Linked DNA regions of Homo sapiens: region 2 is linked to region 1. Evidence: read pairs that join two places in POLR2A ChIA-PET (ENCODE). Cell type or tissue: A673. All regions are shown on one strand. Region 1 overlaps LOC105373592 (a long non-coding RNA gene). Region 2 overlaps LOC105373592 (a long non-coding RNA gene).

Region 1 (2,500 bases):
GACTCCAACAGCAGTGAGATCATACAAAGCCACCAGGACCTACCCTAACGAAGTGAGTTGAGGCACACTTGTTAGAGGCCAAGGCCACACACATATGCCCCACATCCAGAAAGCTAGTCCCCACCCCACACAGGTCGCCCTCAGAGGAAGTAGTCATAGAAGAGCTGTTACAAAGAAAAGACGTCTCTGCAGGTGGAAGCCTTTCATCACAGGCACCTCAGAGCCATCCAGTCGTACAATTCCTGAGCACAACCATGTCTTATGGGTCAGCAAGCCTGGCACTGTTGCTGGGATTCACCAGCTCTGCTTCCACAGACATAAACTGGAGAAGCAAGCCCAGGACATGACCACTGCCCATGATATAGATCCGTACCACTCGCGCTGGCCTGCTGCTGGAATCACAGTAGATTCTCCTCCGGTAGTTCCTGGGTGAGCTCTTTCTTGCACCTCTCATTTTCTGCCCCATTTCAACCTTCAGTGCCATCTTCCTGCCCCATTGTGACTCCCCAATATCCATAATCTGACTCTTGACAACTCTGCAACTGTAGGGTGTGGCCCAGCTGTGGGATCCCCTTTTCTAGTGAAAAGCTCCCACTTTTAGTTTCTTAAAGAGGATCTTGACACAGGTCCAATTTGTTCTGGAGTCTTTGGTTTCTATATACGAAGGCAGATCAAAAGTGCCTTGCAGACATAGCTGAGTTTGCTTATGAGGGCTGGATCAGAATCCCTGTTCCCTATTATTACAGAAGCCGTAAGAATACCAACATTCTCCCCAGTGGCTCAAAACTGAGGGTTAAAATGTTAATCAGGAGTCACCAGAGATGCATGAGTCAGGATTCAGACATTCTGCACACCGATGCCAAGAAAGTACACATATTTCAAGTGTTAAATCCCTATTCTTTTCCAGGGAGCTCAGATTTCAGCGATCATACTGAATGGGGATATTTGGGCTTGTTTCTCAGCATGGACCAAGAGAAACAAAAGAGTGCAATATAGCTCCCACTGTTAATAACAGATGCCCCCTTCCGGAAGCTTTGTCAAAACCTCTTAAGGAACACATGTGTCTCACTCACTTCTTGGCTATATCACTCTTCTGGCTTCAGCAGGAACACATTTCATGCCCAGGAGAAAATGCATCAGTGAGAGAAAGACTTCAGTGTTTCTATAAACAAAAACAACTCTAGCAAATCCCCATAAAGAATTGTTTCCTTTCATATGAGAGCCCAACTTTTAACAGCTTTCAAGTAATCTTTGAAAATATATTCATTTTTAGAAACTAGTTTCCACCAGGATATAAGACATTTAGAAGAAACCAACTATATTACTTTTCTGTCCTTGGAAACTACCCTTGCAAGCAAGAACAATTGTGAAACTATTTCTAGTGGTGATAAGACTTTTGCCCGACACAAGCTATTTTCTGTATCGCATTTCTAAACTCCCAGATAGTTTACAGAAATCATCCCCCTTCCCTCTATTGAAACTGCCTTTGCAAAAAATTATAACTGAGAAAATTATGATCTTGCTTCTAACCTCCGAGCTGTCATGGTTCATTCCTGGGCATAGGCTGAACTAACTTTGCAGGGAACTTACTCTATAGTTTAATTTTGAAACAAGGACGATAAGAGCTCTTCCCCAAAACAAAACTCCTTTTTGCCAGGGAACGATACTGCCTTTGCAGGGCTAACAAATTAGCCACAGGATTAGAAATTGTGGTTTAGGAGTCATGTAGTTGGAGGCTACAAGATTCTGAACCTCCCCAATTTGCTCCTGGGGATAACATCCCTGGTGTAAAACCTAAGACCAGTGCTTGAGATATTTTGCAGCCCCTGTACTCAATGGATCAGCTGGCACCACCAAAATCGATAAACTAGCTAATCTGGTCTTGTGGCCCCCACCCAGGAACGGACTCAACACAAGAAGACAGCTTCGACTCCCTACGATTTCATCTCTGACTCAACCAATCAGCACTCCCCCGACTTCCCGGCCCCCTATCCACCAAATTATCCTTAAAAAACCCAATTCCCAAGTTTGTAGGGAGACTGATTTGAGTAATAATAAAACTCCAGTCTCCTGCACAGCCAGTCTGTGTGAATTAAACTCTTTCTCTATTGCAATCCTCCTGTCTTGATAAATAGGCTCTGTCTAGGCAGCAGACAAGGAGAACCTATTGGGCAGTTACACTAACACCACCTCTGCTTCTGCTCACAAGTGAGTGCCTTAGGTACCAGGTCCTGCAAGGTGAAAATGGCTGTCAGCCCTTGTCACTATCTCTGCTATCCTAGGCTCTCCCCTATGGCACATAGGCAGAGGCCAAAACCCACATTTCCCAGACTGTTTTGCTAGCATGGTGCCTTTTTTGAATCTTCCAATGAGAAACACTCATGAAAGATCTGGGGTGGAAAAAGAAGCAGAAGCCATCATGGTTCCAGCAGCTGGCAGATGAGCATGAGGCACTGCACAGTTTCTGGAACCTTCCCTATGAATCACACCCTTGGGCGAT
Region 2 (2,500 bases), 300 kb after region 1:
GCAGGTCTTGCTGCTCAACTAAACTTCACGACATCCCCAGGCCTCCAGCTCTCCCAAGTGCACAGGACATTTGGGAAAATTAATGGATGGAGGAGTTTGACTTAGCTGCCTGGACCTGCTGTGATGGGAGGGGGTGTGGGGCGTACCCCGGGCCTCAGCCACTCAGCACCATCCGGAAGCGCCTCATGTTCCATTTAGCTTATAATAGCAGATATGAAAATTTTATCAGGTTTTCTGCCTTACTCTTGTGAAATATTAAACATCAATAAATTATTAAGCTGAATGTAAAATACTACAAATGTTCCTAGATTTCAAAAGGCACTTCAGAAGCACGTTGGTTACAGGGCTATTTTGGGCAAAGCAAACCTGCCCCAGTAAGGAGGTATCTTTTTTCTTCTCCCATTATCTGTGTTCCTTCATAGGGAAGTGTCTATTCTGGGATTCACGCTCTACAAGTAAGCCCCAAAGAAGCTTCTGCACAGGTAGCCACTTGACGCGTTCTAGGAGGAGTGTGGGCAGGATCTGGAATCTGCACCCGGGAGGAGGGAAGAGAGCTGCAGGCCTGGGGCCCAAACTTTGAAAAAAATGACAGTGTTAGGTGTTCCTTCTCTCCATCTTGGAAGCGGGAGTGCATCTTGGGCACGGGTTGTGGCCAAAAAGGTTTCTGATGGCCCAGGAATGTGTGTCTAGTGGACAAGGAGGTGCTGAATGGAGTCTGTTTCCCTAGGAGGCTAAGGAGGTTCCTGAGAAAGACCCAGCCGGATGTGAACCAGCGAACCTGACAAATCAGTGGGGTGCCCAAAGGACGATGCCTGTTGCCAAGGAACTGAGGAGCCTCCCTGAAAACAGCTCACCCTGAGAAGAAGGCACTAAGCCCCAGTCTTTGGTTGCAAAAAGGAATCCTGAGCCCAGCACTGCAGCTGCTTCTCTGGTCCTCCCACAGCCCAGCCTCCTGCACCTGCATCTGGCTCAGGACAGAGGGACAGCTCCGAGAGAAACCAAAAGGAGACACCTCACTGGTGCACAAGCCACTCAGCTCAGGTCTCCATTACAGGGCGTCCCAGAAAGGGGAGAGAGGGCTTTCCTGCTTTGTTACAAATTGCCACACAGCTCAGCATGCAGAGGCAAGTCAGCCACGACGGAAACATGACACAGGACAGCATGGGGTGACAGTGAGGCCCAGACAGCAGCAGCAGGCACAAAGGCTTTCAGCACGTAGCAGGGAGCCGTGGGGGCAGAAAGACGCGGTGCCTACAGCGCCTGGCAGAGCTCCCAGGATGGAGCTGCTCCCTCGAGACCCAAGGCTGTGCCTTCCTCATGCCTGCCCAGGAAGGCTGGTCCCAGCCAGACTGCCCCTTACTCCTCCACCCCACCTTCGCCTCTGCCTCTCTCTGTTTCAACACTGTCTCTGTGTATGGGTGTGTGTGTGTGTGTGTGTGTGTCCATTTATATAATTTATTTCATAAATCAATTTAGCATTTTACCCAAGGAAGACAGGTGTAACAATTAGGAATAATTTTGTCTACCCGTAACAGAAACCTGACCAGCTGTGGCTTAGCACACCAGGACAGCTCCCGTTTACCTCACACAGCCTGGTGGTAGCGGGTGCAAGGTTGATCCCGGGTCACTGAAGATCCAGCCTCCCTACTCTTGCAGCACTGTCTGCATTCTTTAGTGTACTTGCTCTTTCTCCTTCATGCTACCCCTCTAGGTGTTACATCTCCCGGGGAAACATCAAGCAAAGAAAACCTGACTATAGGGACTTAGAAAAGCAGGGCTTGTTTTCCTCATCACAGGAAGTCCAGAGGTAAGCAGATGCCCATGGGATTTCAACTACTCAGCAGCACTGGCGCCTCCTGTGCCTCCACACCACAATCTTTGGTGAATGGGCCTCTGGCATCACTTGCCAGTTCTTGGTGACAAGATGGCTGCCACAGCCCCAGACATCACACCTGCCTTCAAGGTAGGAGAGGGGAGATGGGCAAAGCCAGCTGCAGCTGCATATGTCTCCTTTTATCAGAAAAGCAAAAGGTACATTTGCTGGTGAGGCTTATCTCTCTCTCTGCAGCCTAGGCCTCTGCCTTGTGAGCCAAATCCACACATCCAGCTGTCTCCTGGGCATCTCTCAGACCCCCATACGTACGTGAAAAGACTGGGAGACCTGGGTTTAAGACTGAGCCATGCCACTGGCTGAGACCTAGGAAAAGACACTTAATCCTTCGGAATCTAGGTTTCTATCTAACTTTGGGAATACTGCTCCCTGAAGACCTCCCATAGAGTTACTGTGAGGATGAAATCAGACAATGCAGGTAAAGGTGCTTTGAAATTGCAAAGCATGGCAACATTTCCTCGTGTGTTCCAAGAATAACAAAAACAAAAAATGTGCACTGCCAGGTGCGGTGGCTCATGCCTGTAATCCCAGCACTTTGGGAGGCCGAGGCAGGCAGATCACTTGAGGTCAGGAGTTTGAGACCAGCCCAACCAACATGGCAAAACCCCG

Evidence for each region. Peaks named below come from ENCODE experiments on the same cell type or tissue, not always from the same donor. Only the 100,000 strongest peaks of a DNase experiment are listed, where the experiment ranks them.
Region 2: POLR2A ChIA-PET joins it to region 1 with 5 read pairs; 1 of 35 experiments calls an interaction of 5 or more read pairs at or near these places.

Annotation. Positions count from the first base shown.
Region 1 is chr2:122,202,115-122,204,614 of GRCh38, reverse strand. All of the region lies in intron 2 of LOC105373592 (a long non-coding RNA gene), which reads right to left. Among named protein-coding and RNA genes, the nearest start is that of LINC01823, 410 kb to the right of the region's middle. In A673, a CTCF peak has its summit at 1,040; a DNase peak (open chromatin) is centred at 954; H3K27ac peaks cover 2,193 bases.
Region 2 is chr2:121,906,786-121,909,285 of GRCh38, reverse strand. The region is part of intron 1 of LOC105373592 (a long non-coding RNA gene); the gene reads right to left. Among named protein-coding and RNA genes, the nearest start is that of LINC01823, 120 kb to the right of the region's middle. In A673, no CTCF peak of the experiment used is centred here; a DNase peak (open chromatin) is centred at 1,195; H3K4me3 peaks cover 301 bases; H3K27ac peaks cover 2,067 bases.